3 separate regions of the Homo sapiens genome follow, and all the other regions are linked to region 1. A link is an interaction called in ENCODE POLR2A ChIA-PET data of the cell type or tissue named here. Cell type or tissue: OCI-LY7. All regions are shown on one strand. Each heading gives the region's core, and the rest is flanking DNA. Links, peaks and the distances in the headings are about the cores only. Region 1 has its middle 48 kb from the start of SPRY1. Region 2 overlaps LINC02435 (long intergenic non-protein coding RNA 2435). Region 3 holds the start of LOC105377404 (a long non-coding RNA gene).

Evidence for each region. Peaks named below come from ENCODE experiments on the same cell type or tissue, not always from the same donor. Only the 100,000 strongest peaks of a DNase experiment are listed, where the experiment ranks them.
Region 2: POLR2A ChIA-PET joins it to region 1 with 9 read pairs; 4 of 35 experiments call an interaction of 5 or more read pairs at or near these places.
Region 3: POLR2A ChIA-PET joins it to region 1 with 6 read pairs; 1 of 35 experiments calls an interaction of 5 or more read pairs at or near these places.

Annotation. Positions count from the first base shown.
Region 1 is chr4:123,441,167-123,448,028 of GRCh38, forward strand. No RefSeq gene overlaps it. Among named protein-coding and RNA genes, the nearest start is that of SPRY1, 48 kb to the left of the region's middle. In OCI-LY7, for the core only: no CTCF peak of the experiment used is centred there; DNase peaks (open chromatin) are centred at 2,415, 2,785, 3,255 and 5,905; H3K4me3 peaks cover 1,887 bases; H3K27ac peaks cover 3,242 bases.
Region 2 is chr4:123,524,928-123,531,789 of GRCh38, forward strand. LINC02435 (long intergenic non-protein coding RNA 2435) reads left to right here. Exons shown (of 3, transcript XR_001741811.2): 2 at 1,436-1,574; 3 at 2,257-2,655. LOC105377405 (a long non-coding RNA gene) reads right to left here. Exons shown (of 4, transcript XR_939171.3): 4 at 3,226-6,862. Among named protein-coding and RNA genes, the nearest start is that of LINC02435, 6.4 kb to the left of the region's middle. In OCI-LY7, for the core only: no CTCF peak of the experiment used is centred there; no DNase peak of the experiment used is centred there.
Region 3 is chr4:123,321,705-123,328,566 of GRCh38, forward strand. LOC105377404 (a long non-coding RNA gene) reads right to left here and starts at 4,811. Exons shown (of 2, transcript XR_939169.1): 1 at 4,735-4,811; 2 at 3,955-4,374. LOC124900772 (a long non-coding RNA gene) reads left to right here and starts at 5,025. Exons shown (of 2, transcript XR_007058261.1): 1 at 5,025-5,114; 2 at 6,475-6,752. In OCI-LY7, for the core only: no CTCF peak of the experiment used is centred there; a DNase peak (open chromatin) is centred at 3,717; H3K4me3 peaks cover 1,778 bases; H3K27ac peaks cover 2,198 bases.

The DNA of each region.
Region 1 (6,862 bases), core at 1,301-6,300:
AAGAGCTTTTCCCTGTTTAGTTGTGAAAATGTAGGGATGTGTGCCTGGAATCCCATTGGTTACGTCTCTAGCAGTCACAGAAACTACAATGTAGAAATGATAAGCTAGATTGAAAGAAATGGAAGTCCTTGGTTTGCTTTAATAAGCCAATAAATTCTGTGACCTATTTCAGTTTGTGGTTCTGTTTCTTGCATTCAAGAATCCTAGTTAATCCTTTTCCTGTCGGCCATTTTACATTATTTCTTGTATTTATAGGCTGGATTGTGAATGTCATTACCCTAATTCCATAGTTGAAAAAGTTAGCCTTAAGGAGTAAGTACCTTGACTAACATCACATGGCTATTAAGTGGCAGAAATAGTAGTTAAAGCCAACCTCACTGATGTTAAGCTTATCCTCTTTTTTTTCTTCTTTTTAACAAAATCTTAGTGTATTTTTTTGTGTTAAAATATACATAATGTAAAACTTACCATGTAAACCATTTTTAAGCGTACAGTCCACTGGCATTAAGTACATTCACATTGTTGTGCAACTATTGATTTCCAGAACTTTTTCATCATCTGAAATGAAAACTCTGTACCCATTAAACAATAACTCCCATTCCTTTCCTTCCCAGACCCTAGTAATCAGGATCCTACTTTCTGTCTCTAACAATTTGACTACTCTAGGTATCTTATATAAGTAGAAACATATAATATTTGTACTTTGGTGTCTGGCTTACTTCATTTAGCATAACGTTTTCAAAGTGCATCCATGTCATGCCATGTGTGAGGATTTCCTTCCTTTTTAAGGCTGAATAATATTCCGTTGTATGTATCTGTTACATTTTGTTTATGCATTCATTCATTGATACACATTTGCGTTGTTTCCACCTTTTGGCTATTGTGAATAATGCTGATGTGAACATGGTTGAATGAACATTCTTTTCAAGTTCCCTGTCGTCAATTCTTTTGTGTGAAATTGTTGGATCATATGGTAAGTCTGTGTTTAATTTTTTTGGGGAATCTCTATACAGTTTTCTATAGTGGTTGTAACATTTTACATTCCTACTGACAGTGCAAGGGTTCTAGTTTCTCTGCATCCTCACAAACACTTGTTATTTTATCAGGTTTTTTGTTTTTGGTGAGGTTTTTTTTTGGTAATAGCCATCCTGATGGGTGTAAAGTGGTATCTCTTTGTGGTTTTTGATTTGCATTTGGAGCTCGTAACCTTTGTGTGTGGCAGTTCCTTGCTCCCTGAAATGTCCTCATCTGTTAATCTCTTCAGTTCAGCACATCAAATACTACTGAGCAGACTCGGAATTTGTCATTCCACCTTTAAACTTGCTTGGCTGGGAGAGACTGTTATGTTCTTTTCACTCTCCCAAAGCATATCTACCCTTCTTTTATTTTTTAAAATTAATTAATTATTATTATTATTTTGAGGCAGAGTCTCGCTCTGTCACCCAGGCTGGAGTGCAGTGGCACAGTCTCGGCTCACTGCAAGCTCTGCCTCCCGGGTTCATGCCATTCTCCTGCCTCAGCCTCCCGAGTAGCTGGGACTACAGGCGTGTGCCACCACGCCTGGCTAATTTTTTGTATTTTTAGTAGAGACGGGGTTTCACCATATTGGCCAGGCCGATCTTGAACTCCCGACCTTGTGATCCGCCCGCCTTGGCCTCCCAAAGTGCTGGGATTACAGGCGTGAGCCACCACGCTTGGCTACCCTTCTCTTAAATTCTGTTTGAAATTCATCTCACCATTAAAGTCTTCTCAAAGTAACCCAGCCTAATCTAAGAACATTTTATTCCAGTATCCCTTAAGCATGAAGGAACAATTAGTATTGGACTGATGTATATATTCTTTTGCATGTTTTCCAAGTGGGTTTATCCTACCCACTTTTAGATTATAAACACCTTGAGAAAATGGTTAGGTACCTTTCTGTGGCAGTCCCATTATACCTAATGTCCAGTGACCAATATGTAGTAGACAGTAATAAAAGTTATTGACATTTATAATGTCATTTTATTATTTTTCTGTCATAATATTTTCTCATGCTTATGTGGATGTCAAAAAGCAAGTTCTAGTTTCCTTATCTCCATTTCTGCTTCCTACTTACATGAAATTTCCTCTGTAGAACAGTTTGTGAATGTGTTCTATTGGGACAAAGGTTTGGTTGTCCTCAGAGAAATAGACATTTAAATGCTCTATTTCCTTCCTAGCAGTGCTGCTGGGTTGGTCAGCAGATATTTATTCCAAATTCCAATTTTCAGACACAGCCATTTAAAAAAAAGATGCTTATATTGAAAAACATGAATATCAAACAGTGGCCCACCCTGAACAGTCCCAGATCTGCTGGTCTGTTAGCCATGCTGCACTTCTCTTCCTCCACCCCCTCAAAAAAGAGAAACAAGTCTGAAGATGATCAGGCTTCCTGTTCTGTAGATTTTGAATTACTGTAATCAGGATCTCATGTCTGCAGCCACACAGCCAGCGGTGATCTCTCAGCCTGGGCACTTTCTATTTCAGTTGGTAATTACTCAGTAGTAAAAAAAAAAAAAAAAAAAAAAAAAAAAAAATTAAAAATCACAGATAGGAGAATTGAGGACATAGTCTACTTGGTGCTGACTCTTTTGTGGGTGGGGAGGGTGGGGAAAATAGGGTACACTATCTGTAATTCTAGTTTTCCCCAGACCAAAGCAACTAGGCTGAATATAATAGGCCCTTTAATTTCCTCGCACCCATTCAAAGGTGCTTCAATAAGAACAAGTGAAAAGACTCTGGAAGCCAGAAGATTGGTGATGGGGGAAGGGAGTGGTGCAGCAGAAGTAGCTCCTGGGAGGACGGAAGATGTTAGCACAGCAGTATCACCAAAACGGAATTTTATATTCTTTAAAAACTGTGTGTGCATGTGTTTTAAGTTAAGGTTAACTTCAAATAATAATTAAACACCAGTTGCTGGATCGTCTACTTAGTGCTTATCAAGAGAGTTTATTTACTGATCTGCTGAGACCAAAAGCAGCAGTTCCTCTGGTTAACATTTGCTAAGACAAATCCTTCCATTTGGGAAAGATTTCTTCCCTCCTTCCCTCTCTCCCTGATTTTTCTAGGTCTGGGAAAGCTGGTTTTATATTATGCAAAAGTGTGAATCGCACAGCCCAGAGTCACTGTCCCCTTTAAAGGGGGCTTTCTCTCTTGTCTTAAAAAACAGACCTCAGAAGGAGCCAGATGGTTCCCGTCTGCTGCCTTGAGTCAATGCACTTCCTCCCACAGACTGGAGCCCTTTTGCCCTCCTTCCTCCCCAGCTCCTCCCCACATTCTACCCCCCACCACTGGGCCTCCCTGTTTTGTCGCTAGAAATAATCTTTTATTGCCCAGTTGTTCGGAAGTGACCTTTTGCCCTTGATTAGATAGCACCAGGCTCCATCACCGGATTGCTTTTGAGCGGGCAGTTGCTTTTTTGTGTGGGCTGATCCGGTGTCAGGGAGAACAATGCAAGGCTTTGCAAAATTTTAGTATAGCTCAGGCCTCATGTGGAACAGGTGGGGGCGGGGAGACGCGGGGTTGAATAAAGCAGCCCAGTGGATCCTGGTTGCAAAAATACATTTTCTTTAGTAAACTGAAAAACAAATGGCATTTTAAAAAATTCACTTGTACATATTTAACTCATTCCTTAATAACCATGTATTTCAGAGGAATAGAAGATTACTCCAGGGTTTCAGTATATATTATTTAAGCATACAAATATTATTACAATTAAACTGACTTGAATATAACCTTACATTAGAATATTAATCAAATGGACTATTGAGTTTCTCACAGCAATTTTCCAGGTCTCAATTATTTTAAGTAACAAATATAATAATAAAACATATAACAAAGAATGAGTTTAATTATTGAAAGCTAACTCATTTTTTATTTTAAAAATTAGGGAAAAATATTCATGACTTTACATGCTTCCTAGGTAAAACGGTATTTGTGACTTTGTATCTTTCATAATAGTCCTTAAATTCTTTGGATTTAAAATTCTCAGGAATATCTGCCAGAACTAGTAGAGTGGGTGAGTTTGAAATTTTTGTTTTAACACCTTCAGTTTCACCCAGGAGATGAATATTCTGCTATACAGGCATAGCAGCATTTTGGGATTCTTTTAAAAGTTTATTAACATTAACATCTAAAATTTTGGTCAGGTACGATGGCTCACACCTGTCATTTCAACACTTTGGGAGGCCAAGGTGGGAGGATGGCTTGAGCCCAGGAGTTTGAGACCGGCCTGGGTAACCCTGTCTCTACAAAAAATAAAAAATTAGCTGGGCATGGTGGCACATGCCTGTAGTCTCAGCTACTCAGGAGGCTGAGGCAGAAGGATTGCTTGAGCCTGGGAGGTTGAGGCTGCAGTGAGCAGTGTTTGCACCACTGCACTCCAGCCTAGACAACAAAATGAGACCCAGTCTCAAAATAAAATAAAATAAAAATTTGCTGAGGCAGGAGAATCGCTTGAACATGGGAGGCAGAGGTTGCAGTGAGATCGCGCCACTGCACTCCAGCCTGGGTGACAGAGAGTGAGACTCTGTCTCAAAAAAATAAAAATAAAAATAAAAATTTGAAGTTTCTTAGTTCTCCATGTGAGGGGGAAAATGCCTACAGACCACGCAACCCTAAATTTTTGTTGTAGGTAATACTTAATGCTAATGTCCACACTGTTTCTTAACTCTTGGCCTGCCAATTGTGGTGGCTTAAAATGAATTCTACCTTTCTGCTTTATTTCAGAAGTTCTGGTCCGTGTTTTGTTTCATAGGTTTGCAGTGTTGGGATGTAACAGAGAGTTGGTGATTACTCAGTAGTAAAAAAAAAAAAAAAAATTTAAAAATCACAGGTAGGAGAATTGAGGACATAGTCTACTTGGTACTGACTCTTTTGTGGGTGGGGAGGGTGGGGAAAATCACAATTGTTTTTCAGTGTCACACAGGGGGGCTATATTTGCTACACAATGTGGAAAATATGTACATTAGCCTATACACAAAGGAAGTTAAAGATATAAATTGCAGAGTGAGTATTACCAGCTCCATTTTAGAGATGAAGCAGCAGGAACTCACCATCATGTAAATGTTCTAGATGTACCCAAACCAAGTCCAAGGTTCCCAATGGCCTTGTTTCAATGCTTAAGAATGGTTGTTTTCATAAATATTATGCATGTGTGTATATCACAAAGAAAAATGATTGGTGTGCTCTACCTTTTCAATTTTAATTTGTGCTTTACTAGTTAACTATATTTCTCTCAAAAAATCAGCATGAAACATGCCAAATTTTCTAAAAATACTTTTGAGAATACAGTGATAGGCCAGGCACAGTGGCTCATGCCTGCAATGCCAGCACTTTGGGAGGCGAAGGCGAGTGGATCACCTGAGGTCGGGAGTTCGAGACCAGCCTGGCCAAGCAACATGGTGAAACCCCGTCTGTACTAAAAATACAAAAATTAGCCAGGTGTGGTGGTGGGCACCTGTAATCCCAGCTACTCGGGAGGCTGAGGCAGGAGAATAACTTGAACCTGGGAGGTGGAGGTTGCAATGAGCCATTACACTCCAGCCTGGGTGACAAGAGCAAAACTCCGTCTCAAAAAAAAAAAAAAAAAAAGAATACAGTGATACATAAATGTGTATATATATATACATCTACATCCATGTGTTTTAAAAGAGCAATGGATATTGTTGATCAATTATACTAACAGAGAAGGTAAAGAATTTGCTAGATTACTTGCTATTCAGTGGGTTTCCCTGGTTGAGCCTAGGAAATTGGGAAATGATCAAGGGAAGATCAATGTTCAGAGATCACTGAGTGAAATGAAAACATGCCATTCAAGCGTTGGTAGATTTCGTTTGGTTTCAATGCATCTTCCTGTTAGCAGGGGCGTACTTCTTTATGTCTCTGTAGGGCTGTGGTGTTAATGTGAGTGGTAGCAATTGAGTTTTGGAAAAATGCCAAAATGGTGTGGCATTCTTCTTCGACTTTTTTTTTTTTTTTTTTTTTCAAACAAGGGTGTCCTTAGCTTTGGGACTGTTTTGAGAATCGGTCGGCCTGCATGGATGACAAGGGAGGACACTGGAAATCTCCTTTGGGGCTTTTGGGTGGGTAGCAATGAAAATACTGAATCTGTTTATCTTTGTGACTTACAGACAACAGGAGACTGGGTCATAGCAGTGCCCCTCCCCTCCCTTTCCCTCCTCTTCCCTCTCCTCTCCCCTCCCCTCCCCTCCCTTCCCCTACCTTTTTTTTTTTTTTTTTTTTGAGACAGGGTCTTTCCCTGTCACCCAGGCTGGAGTGGTGCAGTGGTCTGATTTCAGCCCACTACAGCCTCAGTCTCACCAGCTCAAGCAATCCTTCTGCGTCAGCCTCCCAAGTAGCTGGGACTATAGGCATACACCACCACGCCTGACTAATTTTATTTTTAGTAGAGATGAGTTTTATTTTTTGTAGAGAATTTTATTTTTTATAGAGATGAGTTCTCACTATGTCGCCCAGGCTTGGTCTTGAACTCCTGAGCTCAAGCAATCCTCCCACCTTGGCCTCCCAAAGTGCAGGGAGCTACTGAGCCCAACTTTATTTTCCTTAAACTCCTCCTTTCTGAAAATGCTTCTCTTTTTATTTCATGGGAATATAGAATAGTAAATTCTTTATTAGAAGAATTTAGCTTATATATTAACTAAAAAAGAGTAGAGATAGGACTCTGGAGACCAAGATTCTTCTGTTGATCATTTCCAAAAGGGGCTAAAAACCTTCCCCTAATTTACTTGGTTATTAAAGCAGTTAGTTGGATGTATTGTATCATATTTCTGGCAACCACCACCACCAACAACAAAAAAGACAACAAACATGCAAACAAAAAACT
Region 2 (6,862 bases), core at 1,074-6,073, 84 kb after region 1:
CCCGCCTAGGCCTCCCAAAGTGCTGGGATTACAGACGTGAGCCACCGCGCCCAGCCTGGAATTCAACTGGAGTGTACCACAATCTGTTTAACAAGTCCCATGTTGTCAGATAACTATGTTGCTTCCCATTTTTTACTCTTACAAACAATGTCCTTATAGCTAAATCTTTACATACAAACTCCATGATGGCTTCTTTACGATTAATTCTTAGAAGTGAAATTGCTGAGTCAAGACTATTATTTTGAAGGCTTTTAATGAGTATTGCCAAATTGCCCTTCTTACATGTGCTATTTTACAGACCTACTGACCATATATGAGAATACTCATTTTGCAAACAGTGGGTTTGCAACAACAAAACAAATTCCCAAACTCTGTCAACTTGACAAGTTAATGAGACTTCCTTATATTCTACAGTCTGAGGCACACCACAGTGAAATCTCTCTGGTCAATTTAGTATTGTGCCATGAGAATATGTTCTGAGCAGCAGCTCTTGATGTTTACATAAACCATTACTTAAGCCCTCAACACCATCAAATATTTATTTAACATCCACTGTGGGTTAAGAATCGCAACCCAGGGCCCCAAAGCAACTTACAAGCTAAAGGAAGGAGTGGAGGCACAGTTCCTTGTCTTTGCCTTGGGAATATTTTTAGTAAGTTGCTTCTTTTCCTTTTCTCTCTAGAGCTTTATAAAACCAAATTATGGGAAAATTATCATGCAATTTAAAAAATTAAACATTTTACATTGTAGAATATAAAATACTTTCATAAAAGAACATAATACGTATATATTTACATTAAAGAAGAAAACATTAATGGTCAGGCGTGGTGGCTCACGCCTGTAATCCCAGCACTTTGGGAAGCTGAGGCGGGTGGATCATTTGAGGTCAGGAGTTTGAGACCAGCCTGGCCAACATGGTGAAACCCTGTCTCTACTAAAAATACAAAAATTAGCTGGGCATGGTGGTGGGTGCCTATAATCCCTGCCACTCGGGAGGCTGAGGGAGAATAATCGCTTGAACCCAGGATGCAGAGGTTGCAGTGAGCTAAGATCGCGCCATTGCACTCCAGCCTGGGTGACAGTGCAAGACACCATCTCAAAAAAAAAAAAAAAAAAGAAAAAAGAAAAAAAAAAGGCTTAAAAAAATTGGACTTCTATGGGACCACCATCCAACTTAAGAAATAGAACATTGCCAACACCTGAAAATCTCCACCCTTTCCCACCTATCCTTATGGAATTTCAATCTTGTTCTTGCCACAGAACGGTAACCATCATTATAACTCGAAGATGATCATTTCCTTCCTTTTCCCTCTTGTTCTACCATTGTTTAGTTTTGCCTGCTTTTACATTTTATATCAATGAAATCACAATGAATTATTCTTCTGATTTGCTGTTTTTGCTCAATGTTGTGTAAGATTCATCCATTTGGTTGCAGGTAGCTGTATAACATTTCACAAGATGAATGTACCACAAATTTTAATCCTTCTATTGTTGATGGATTTGGATTATTACCAACTTTTGGCCTTTGAGCCAGTCTAGGATTCACGATGTAACCATGGAGCAGATGCTTTGAGGTAATAAACTTCAAATTAGATGCATAAATAAATCTAATCTTTTAAAGATATTAGTTCCTTTGTGACAGATATTTCCCCTCCAGTGCTTTCAGCTTTGATGACTGAATGGTAGTTTCATTGTGAGAATCCTATTATCTTGAATCCTTGTCAGTGATAGCTGTTTAATGAGGGTTTTTTCTCTCCTCCTACCTGGCACTGTGTGTGCAAGTCATCTCACTCAGGAAACACCCACGTGGTGGGGATGGCCTTCACGGCAACTGTTGTGCTCTTTATTCTTGCCACACTTGCTGTTCTCAGTGAAAAACTGAGAGTTCCTGGAAAATGTATGGGTTCAGAAATGGGATGGTCATGAGGTTAAAGGACTTGGCCTGGGAAGGAAAAGAAGAAATATCATGTTTTAAAATATCATCTCTAACCAAAGTAGAGATGGATTGAGATTATAACCACTGTGAAGGGTACAGATTAAACAATTTTGGACATGGGTTGATGGTTTGTGAGAGGTTGGGTACTGGGTAGGGCAGGTACATTACGTCATTATCTTTAATTTTGTGTATGTTTAAAAATTTCCACAATAAGAAGTAAAAAGGGAGTTAACTAAGACAGTAAATTAAAAATGTTAACTCCATTTCTAGTACAAAATGGACTTAATAAGTGTTATCTGCTCACCTTCCCTTCCATCTAGGTGAATGACATTTCCAGCATTGAAGGACAGCATAGACACGGAAATACATTTTATGGCGTGCCAGTGGGTGTGGTGGGTCTCAGGGATGCAAGGTGGGTGAGACTCCCTGTCTGTTCCTGAGGAGCTCTGGTGAGTGGGAAGGAGAAGGGAACACTCGAAGAGCATGGCAGCCTTAAAGAGGCAGTGGGCTGAGGAGGCTCGCTCTGTGTTCAGAAATTGGAACAGGGTTGTAGAAAGGATGCTGTGTGGCTGTTAAAGTAAACTCCACCCATTTTAGAATTTTCCTTGGAAGCGGCCTCAATGTCTAGAAAAGAGTGGGAAAAATCTTTCCCCTTTTCAAATTTGTTCTTTTTTGAGCCATGCAACTTTAATTCTAAGAATAAAACATTCATGCTTCTAGTTGTAGTTTCCTTGGACAGCTAAACTGTGGATAAAATAGGAATTTGGGTGCTAACCCCAAAATCTAAATGCTACTGAAGGGGCTGTTATCTCTGCATGAATTCCTCATAAAACCGAAAAGCTACCCAATAGGTGCTGAAAACAGGTCAAATACCATATTAGATGTCACATTGGGTAGCACACACACATGGGAAAGCACAAAGACTGGCTTAGAGTGCCAAAGTAAGAAATGGATCACACTGGCTGGGCGCGGTGGCTCACGCCTGTAATCCCAGCACTTTGGGAGGCTGAGGTGGGCGGATCACGAGGTCAGGAGATCAAGACCGTCCTGGCTAACATGGTGAAACCCCTTCTCTACTAAAAATACAAAAAATTAGCTGGGCGTGGTGGCATGTGCCTGTAGTCCCAGCTACTTGGGAGGCTGAGGCAGGGGAGTGGCTTGAACCCGGGAGGCGGAGGTTGCAGTGAGCCGAGATTGCACCACTGCACTCCAGCCTGGGTGACAGAGCAAGACTCCGTCTCATTAAAAAAAAAAAAAAAAAAAAAAAAAAAAAAAAGAAATGGATCACGCTTTCAAAATGCTAAGTGCTAGCCAGATGAGTGGCAAACATGTACGTGAATGTTGTTGTATCTCTGTGTAGAAGAAACAACAGCAACTGGGAGGGCCAGTGGCATTCATTCAGACCCACAATCTCATGGTGTTAGGTCCCTTTCCAAGGCATGTGAGCAGCTCCAATCGTTTGGTTCTGGAATTCTGTAAGTCTGGTCCCTGCGTTTAATTTGGTTTCTTCTGGCTTCCACTCACCATTAGCCATCTGCTCAGGTACCCACTGTGGGGTTAGAGGAGGTAGCCTTTTGCATCATATTGTAAATAGTGTCGTCACCACATTGGGGTACATTTTTGTGGTTAGTTTTTAACTACCCCTTCCAAAGATAGGGACAACAAAGACCAATTTTTGAATTGTATCTGATTCATTTTCCAATAGGATTCTGGATTTTTGATGGAAAAGTCTGTCACACGGGATCTGCGTTCAGTAATGAACTTGGCAGAAAGGCTGACATGAACCAGAGGCTGTTCCCATGAGCCTCACTAACCTTACTTCAGATGGCTTCCATTATGTGGGGCGTGCCACTATGAGCCCTTGTAAAATGAGGAGAGCAATGTCTGTCTTACTGGAGGCTCAAAGGGCATGATATATGTAGCAAGTTTAGGACAGTGTCTCACACAAAAAGTAGCTTTTGTTGCTAATATATTGGGAATCTAATAATGTTACCTTTTTTGTTGTTGCTAAGAAGAGGTATGGCTTATAAATAACAGACAAATTGCTGATAAAACTAAAACTAAGTAGAAGTCTATGCAAATGGTATACAGTGGGACAGTCATGCTGCTATTGTGCTGACTCTGTTTGGCCTGAATGGGCTCAGTCTTGCCTGTAGGTCTTCCCAAATTGTTGTGCACCAAGAGCTGGGTTTCTCTTCCTTTTTATTCTTTTCTTTCAGTACTATTGCTGAGTGGTGCTAAAGTCCAACAAGCCTATTTGATGTTAGCTCCAAGTTGTAGATGAATATCCTGTGTGTGTATAGTGTTTCCTATATGCATGTTGGTACATGAACTTGGTCTTTTTAGGTCTATATCCTGTCAGTCCAGAGTAATGTGCTGACTCCAAAAAAAGCTGACACCTGAAATGTGCTTCCACAAAGTATATTTATCTCTGTACACTAAGTCCAAGTTTCTAAATGACACTTTCATGAATGTTAGACAATGTTTATAGCTGGAATTGCAACAGCTTTACAGTTCGACTTTTCTTATTGTGCCTTAGATTTTCAGGGAGGAGTAAACTTATTCGCTAAAGAACCAGATAATAAATACTTGGGGCTTTGCAGGTCACATACAGTCTCTGTCACATATTCTTCTTCTGTCCTCTAAACAATCATTTGAAAATGTAAAAGTAACTCACTGTGGGTGGGATAGGAGAGGTGGAGGGAGAAGGGTAGCTATAAAATTAGGTTGAGGCCACAGGCCCTCAGCTGTAATTTACCTACCCCTATAGGACATCATAGTGGGAGATCCTGAATAAAACAATACAAATCAAAACAGTGATCCTCAGTGATCCTGCCACACAAACTTTGGGGAATCAGTTTGGAACTGACTGATTGGTTTCCCATTCCTGACTCATTCTTTTGGTAATGGGGAGTTGAATCCATCAACTCACAACCAACCCTCCTTTGTAGCCACATCATTGTGGAACAAACTTGAGAAGACTGTAAATTTCTCTTTTGGACTGAGCAGTAAGTACTTCATTAGTAAGTGTCATTAGTAAGTGGTAACAATTTGTAAAGTCCTTTGAGGAGAAAGGCAAAATCATAAATATTAATTATAGCCATTGTTTTGATGAAAGGAGGATTACTGGAAGCACAGAAGCCTCTAAATCTACCTATTAAACCATACTCCAGCTCTTATGTTCTCGAATGAAGGGGTTAATTATATTAGAAAAAATTCCATGGGATTCTTCTGTGGTCTGAGGTCTAATAAAAGGTTCACTTTTCATATGACATTATTTTAGAAGTGCTTTCCAAAGCTCAGAGTCATTTTCTTGAGAAAAAATTTTAATAAAGAAACTTTAAACTCTTAGTGCGTTTCATCAGGAATGCAATGCAGTAATAGAGTCAGGTTATTGGTGCAAAGCCCCAGACTTTAGTGTTAAAATGAACCCCATCTACAGGGTGAAATTTTTAAGGAGGTATAAAACACACTTAAGGCTTTTTGAAATAGTTATGAAAGAGAAAAAAACTTGAATAAACATATTTTTTTCATATTTTATATGTGTTATATGTGTTACCATGGAGAAAATAATTAGAAAGTTACTTCTAAATGAGTGACTTCATTTAGATGAAAATGTTTCTTTTGTGAACTCCTACACTAGCTAAAAAGCCATAAACTATGCTGACGGAAGGTGTTGATAATTTACTATCCTTATAAATGTCATCTTTTAAAGTGCCGATGCTTGAAAAAGGAAAGGGATGATGTGTCACCATGTTAAAGGAAACTTATTTAGAAAGAAAGGGGCATGGTAAAATTCAAATGAATGAGTGGGCGATTAAGTTTTAATTTGTACATAGGCCTATAAAAAGATTAGGCCAAAGGCTTGGTTTTTAGCATTGCTTTTCTTATCATAAAAGTAAAAATTATAAAATATAAAAAATTATGTGTAATTCCACCATCCAGAAAAAAGCCATTAAAATTTTATTGTCTCTAGTTATTAAACTATTTTTAACAAAATTAGATAATACAATGAATATTGCCTTGTAACTAGCTTTTCTCACTTAATATATCAGATCATCTTTGCATACTATCTGTTCATGTAACTTTTATTGAAAACTATACTTTGGTAAGATCGTTTTAATGGCCATACAATTTTGACTCTATGACTGTACCATAGTTTGCTTGCCAATCCTGTTGGATATATAGGTGTATTGGTCAGAATGCATTCTGACCTCAAATAAGTTTACCCTCAAAGGGGAATTTGGTGGCTGTTATAATCGGAGAGGAAGAGATGGGGTGGGCTTCTGAGTCATTTGGATGCAGAGCTGGAAGCATCACGACTGTCTTTCCATTTCTCTGCCTTAAATCTTTCTTCTGTTGTTGCGATCACTCATTCTCCATCACTTCGAATGACTTTGTGAATGGAGATGGCTGTAGGCAGCTCCAAAGTTACAAGGCAATTCCTGGGGGAAGGCTTAGCAATGCCAAAGGAAAGAAACCTCCTTTTTCCAGCTTCATTTGGGAAATCTCCAGAAAAGAAAGGCTCAGAAAGGCTTACCTTTAGGCAGGTGCTCACTCCCGGACCAACTGATAGAGCCATTGGGAGTTACTCCAATTACCTGGGCCTTAGTCATGGGCCTCCCTGTGGTCAAGGGGAGAGCCAGACCAGTAGAATACATAGACCCATCAAAATGCAGGGAAGCCCAGTTTTATTTTTCCTTATAGGAAGTGAGGGAGGCCAGTCCCAGAAGACTGGAAAATATGGTGCTATGAAGGTAAATATAAGCCTTGTCCATTATGTAGGCTGTGACCAGTTTATGCAATTAAATTTAGCTTGTAGCTAAATCTTGGAGAAAAGTTTAAAAACAGAGGTCAAATTGATGTCAGTGAGATGGTCGACTATCACTCTCCTTCAAAAGATGGATTAAAACAATGAACAAACAA
Region 3 (6,862 bases), core at 1,302-6,301, 120 kb before region 1:
CTCATTTCAGACTTCTGACCTCCAGAACTGTGAGATAATACATTTGTGTTTTAATCCACTAATTTGTGATAAGTTACAGCAGAAATTGAAAATTGCTACACTTTCTAGATTGCTTTTTAAAAGATAACAAAACCATTTATGGCATTTTGATATACTGATGACAATCAAGCTGAGAAAATCGAGAACACAATCCCATTCACAATAGCTACAAAAAAAAAAAAAGTGAATATCTAGGAAGATACTTAACCAAGAAGATGAAAATTCTCCACAAGGAAAACTACAAAACACTGATGAAAGAAATCATAGATGATACAGACAGATGGGAAAAATGCCATATTCATAGATTGGAAGAATTAATATTGTGAAAATGACCATACTGCCCAAAGCAATCTACATATGCAATGCAATCCCTATCAAAATACCAACATCATTTTTCACAGAATTATAACATCTTAAAATTCATATGTAACCAAAAAGGAGCCCAAATAGCCAAAGCAATCCTAAGCAAAAAGAACAAAGCTGCAGGCATCACATTATCTGACCTCAAACTATACTACAAAGATATAGTAACCAAAACAGCATAGTATTGGTATAAAAACAGATCAATGGAACAGAATAGAGAACTCAAAAATAAAGCCACATATCTTTGACAAAGCCAACAATCTTTGACAAAGCTGACAAAAACATACACTGGAGAAAGGACCACCTTTTCAATAAATGGTGCTGGGAAAATTGGATTGCCATATGTGGAAGAATGAAATTGGACCCCTACCTCTCACCATATATGAAAACCAACTCAAGATGGATCACGAACTTAAATGTAAGACCTGAAACTAAAAATATCAGAAGAAAACCTAGGGAAAATTGCTGGTCATTGGTCTAGTCAAATAATTCATGACTAAGACCTCAAAAGCACAAGCAACAAAAACAAAAATAGACATGGGACTTAAGTAAACTAAAAGGCTTCTGCAGCACAAAAGGACAGAGTGAACAAACATTCTGACGAAAGGGAGAAAATATTTGCCAACTGTGTATCCAACAGGGAACTGATATCCAGAATTTGCAAGAATAACAACAGCAATGAAATAACCCCATTTAAAAGTGGGCAAACCCATGGGAATATAAACTAGTATGGAAAACAGTGTGGAGATTCCTTAAGGAACTAAAGGTAGAACTACCATTTGATCCAGCAATCTCTCTACTGGGTATCTACCCAGAAGAAAAGAAGTCATTATACGAAAAAGATACTTGCTCATGCATGTAGCAGCACAATTCGCAATTGCAAAAATGTGGAATCAACCAAAATGCCCATCAGTCAACGAGTGGATAAAGAAACTGTGGTGTGTGTGTGTGTATACATATATACACATATATATACACACATATATATATACATATATATACACACATATATATATACATATATATACACACATATATATATACATATATATACACACATATATATATACATATATATATACACACACATATATATACAATGGAATACTGCTCAGCCATAAAAAGGATTAAATTAATGGCATTCACAGCAACCTGGATGGGATTGGAGACTATTATTCTAAGTGAAGTAACTCAGGAATGGAAAACCAAACATCATATGTTCTCACTCATAAGTGGGAGCTAAGCTATGAGGATGCAAAAATACAAGAATCACACAGTGGACTTTGGGAACTCAGGAGGAAAGGATGGGAAGCGGGTGAGCAATCAAAGACTACAAATTGGGTTCAGTGTATACTGCTCAGGAAATGGATGCACCAAAATCTCACAAATCACTAAAGAACTTACTCATGTAACCGAATACTGCCTGTTCCCCAAAAACCTGTGGAAATAAAAAATTTTAAAAATAAATAAAAAAGTGAGCAAAGAACATGAATAGACATTTTTCGAAAAAAAGACACAGAAATGATCAACAACCATATGAAAAAATGCTCAACACCACTAATCATCAGAGAACGCCAAATTAAAACCACAATGAGAAATCATCTTACCCCAGTCAGAATGGCTGTTATTAAAAAGACCAAAAAAAAAGACATTGGTGAGGCTGCAGAGAAAAGGGAGTGCTTATACACTGTTGCTGAGAATATAAATTAGTATGTCTATGGAAAACAGTATGGAGATTTCTGAAAGAACTACCATTTGATCCTGCAGTCCCACTACTGGGTATATACTCAAAGGAAAGTATTCACGCATTATGTTCATAGCACTCGTTATGTTCATAGCACTCATTATGTTCATAGCAGCACTATTCACAATAGCAAAGGTATGGAACCAACGTAAGTGTCCATCAACAGATGAGTGGATAAATAAATTGTGGCATATATTTTACCATGGTATACTATTCAGCTATAAAAAAGATTGAAATATCTTTTGCAGCAACATGGATGGAACCGGAAGCTGTTATCTTAAGTGAAAACTCAGAAAGTCAAATACTGCATGTTCTCACTTCTAAGTGGGAGCTAAATAAAGCACACACATTGGAGACTTGGAAGTGTAGGAGGGTGGGAGGGGGTGAGGGATGGGAAATTACATAATTGGTACAATGTACACTATTCAGGTGATGTTTATACTAAAAGCCCAGACTTCAACACCAGGGGCAAATCCATGTAACAAAACTGCACTTACAGTCCCTAAATTTATACAAAAATAAAGACAATAAAACCACAAATAAAATTATTAGGAAGGAACCACATTTATGAAGGAAATAAAAAGTTTGGTTACCTATGCTAATAAAAACCCTGTTTTGTTTTTGGGTTTTTTTGGTTTTTTTTTTTGAGACAGAGTCTTGCTCTGTCACCCAGGCTGGAGTGCAGTGGCACGATCTCAGCTCACTGCAACCTCCACCTCCCAGGTTCAAGTGATTCTGCTGCCTCAGCCTCTTGGGTAGCTGGGACTACAGGGGCCCACCACCATGCCCGGCTAATTTTTTTATTTTTAGTAGAGACAGGGTTTCTCCATGTTGGCCAGGCTGATCTCAAACTCCTGACCTCAGGTGATCCACCTGTCTCGGCCTCCCAGAGTGCTGGGATTACAAGCTTGGGCCACCACGCTCGGCCTGAAATTGATTTTTATATAGCTACTTCTCAAAACATCCTTCAGCACAGATGACTTCATATGCAAAAATTTATTCAGATTTTCAACCCAGTCATTGTTATGCTATTTTAACTGTTGATGAGCATAAAGAAAAAGCAAGTTTTTTAGTTCTTGTTATGACTAAAATGGTGCTAAGCCCCCCTTCAGTAGCTATGTATCAAAATCTCTAAAAGAAGGACCTAAAAAGTTATTACTCAAATCGAATGATCATTTAACATGAATAAATCAAAGTAGAAAACAATAAGTCAGTCTTGGAATTTAACATCCATTTCTCATTTTTAAAAAAAAGTAAGGATAACATTAACATGTTAAAAATAATAGTCCTAAACCAATAGCTAATAACATAAATATCAGAAGCTAGAACAAAGATCCATTACCACCACTTTTGTTCATCGTTTTTCTTTGAGCACCAGTCAATGAAGTCAAACCAGGGAATAGAGTCAGAACCCCAAAATAAGTAACTGAGGGATTATGTAAATATGTCCCCATACCTAACTGTTATAACAAAATAAGGTCACATTTCCTTTCATACTCAATTTATGTCTTTGAGTCTTTCTCCCACCAACAACCACAAGCCCCTTCTACCAATTTCACTTCCTCAAGTACTTTCCGGGACTCAGTCCCTGATTAGTGCTTTCAGTTTGTTAAGTATATGTTGGCAGGAGCTTAACACCTGCTCTCCACTGCCAACTTCACCCCCATTCCACATTCTTTCCCAATCCAGTAAGCCACTCCGCATCCCCGGGCCCCTGGTGCTGCCTGCTAACAAGCTCCTCAAGGTCTGCCCACCATGAACATCATAATGTTATGGTGCTGAGTCATTTCATTCAATTGTCTCAAGCATTTTCATTGTAGAAAGAGATCTTTGTTTTTATTTTTTAATAACTAAAATTTACATTGACTTTTTAAACTAAGAATCTTTGCCTCCAAGATAAATTTTTTCTCTATCTTGAGAACAACAGTAAACAACATCAGGAAGTTTTAAAACTGCTTTCAGATTATCACGGTTCCAGAAATAATGTATTTTGTATTTCAGTCTTAAAGGAGCATATTCCCTTTGCAAGCCCTGGAGTTCAGTAAGCTGGATTCTTAGCTAGTGTCTCCATAAAGTGGACACGGAAAGGAAGAGAATGTAGACACATCAAAAGGACGCCTCGTCAGTTGAGAAACAAGGCATTTTCAAGAAGCAGTAACAGAAGATCATGAGGATGAACCAATCCAGTAAAGACCCTTGTATGTAGTTCTTAGTGGTTCATTAGCGACCTTTAAGGAAGCAGTATCAATGGGATAATGAATAAAGGGTAAATAGGGGTTGCACTATGAGTTACATAATTTGTTTTTCAAAAATTGTTAATATAATAAGTGTGTCAGTTATTAAGTTCTCTTCTATCTCCAAATCCAAGCTTCTAAACTTTGCTTTGGGTTGCTAAAGCAGTCACTAGACAAGCCATTTCTGCATTGCTGGCTGATGCCTTAATAGGCTGTGCCAACAGGAGAGGCGGAATTCAAGGATGGAGTAGGAAGGAGGAACTTGTTCCTCTTTGTTTCCTGCAGACCCCACGGGTCTTTCCTGCTTGTTTCCTAAGCATCCCCTGACCATGGTATTTTTTTCCCCTTTTTTACCCTGACAGTAGCAGTCCCTTCCCACAGCAACGACTGAATCCAACTTTTGCAAATCCAGCCTTACTGTGCTTTCCCTTCCCCCACGCATGCCAACAATGGGAGACAGAATGTTTGTGGGTGTGGATTCTAAAGGTATTAGACCAAGGTGGATTTAATGCAACGCTGGAATCAGCTGAATTTATTGATATACGTGCATTCATCAGAGATTCTGGATTAAATGTTTTAGTTTGGATAGCTGCAAGTGGCTCTATTAGGTTACTTTTTAATTTACTTATTTACTTGTTTGTTGCTTATTTTTCCCCACTGCTGCATGTGGCCAGGGATTTTTATCTGTTTTATTTGCTGCTACATTTTGGCATCAGAATCACACCTGATATACAGTACGTAATAAATATTTGTTAAAGGAATAAGTAAATGAACACTATGCTGAAAGTAAAATTAGGGGAAATATTTACTTGGTCTGTTCTAGATTTCTAAAAGGCTTGCCAAATAATGTCATGCCACATTAACTATATGGCTGTAATAATTATTGCTGGTGATGATCTTAATATATATGTGCCCTTTTATTTTAGGAAGTACTTTGATGTATGTCAGGCTTAAAACCCAGATGACGGGTTGATGGGTGCAGCAAACCACCATGGCACATGTATACTTATGTAACAAACCTGCATGTTCTGCACATGTATCCCAGAACTTAAAGTAAACGGAATAAAAAAGAAAGTAATTTGTTTCCTGCATTCATCAGTTGTTCAAATATTGCCTTTAAAACGTACATGGTCAAAAGTTGTTCTGAAGGCTCCCATGACATAAACAAATTAGAAACAAAAATATACTCGACAATATTCAGACTTGGAAGTAAGTTATATAAGCTGATTCCACCATAAGTATACATCTTTCTTTAATCCACCAGCCTCAAACAGTGCCTCCTACGTTGCCAAACACGTTGAACCTTTAGACTTCATCCAGTTTACAATAGAAAGCCAGCATAAGGTACTGAGTTCTACCATCTATGGCACTTCTCCCATTTCTAATCTCACGACATTCTTTTAGCTGATAGCATTTCTTTCCTCTCTCCAGGATGCCAGTTGTCAGTTTGGTATTCGCATGAAAGATCATGAGTTCACTTGGTTGATTGTCTGAAACTTGGGCTCAACAATGGCCTATGTTTAATGAGACTGAGACCTCAGAGCTTTCCTGGCATAATGAAGACAAAGGATGCTAGCCCTAGATCCAGACCTAGTAAATGGCAGAGACAGGAAAGATTACAGGGTCCAGGGCCTCAGATGGGCTTGACCCTGGATAGGAGCACAAAGAAATTTCCTGTGGTTACAGTGGGAAAGGCAAGGTAGATGGTAATGGGGCAGATGGAGAGCATTTGGCAGAAACATAGGACTGTTTTTCTCAACGAAATAGGAAGCAGAGCTCTCAGCTGAGTATAGGGATGAAAGAGGAGACTTTGGAGGTTTGAGAAGAGAGAGTTAATTGCCCACAAATGTGTAGGAAGGTGGCCAGGCAGCACTAAGGGCCCGCTGAGGTCAGTGGTCAGGAAATTAGGGCACAAAGAATTTCCTGTCATTGATCAAATTCTTACATTTCATCTCAAATTCATGTCATTTTTTACAGTTTTCCTGAAACCAGTCCAAATTTCATCCCCAATTTCCATTATAAGTGAAGGAAAGTTATTTGGCCTCTATGCCAAATCTTAAAACATGACATTCTTTTTTCTTTGCATATTTCCAGAAAAATATTTCTGTGGCCTTCTCTGCTTCACCTCCTCCATTTAACTTCTCAGTAGGAGTTCTTCAGAAAAGTTGATGAGACTGAATGAGTGAATGGAAAAGAACCCATTGGCTGAGAGTCAAAGAAGGATGGTTTGCCATTCCAGCTGCTCCAACTAAGACTTCCGAGGTTCAGTCTAGAGAGAAATCAAGTCCTGTGTTTCCCGGGTTCACCTTGAACAAGTCACCACTTTATCCCTCCACATCACTCTCGTTTTAGCAATAAAATATCAAGTAAAAGCTAGGAGTTGGAGGAATCATTCAAACAGATATTAAAACGTTAGCACACATTTTTAAACATTTCGTAAGTCACAAGGTCCCAACTTCTGTAAAATTTTGAGATTTGGGTA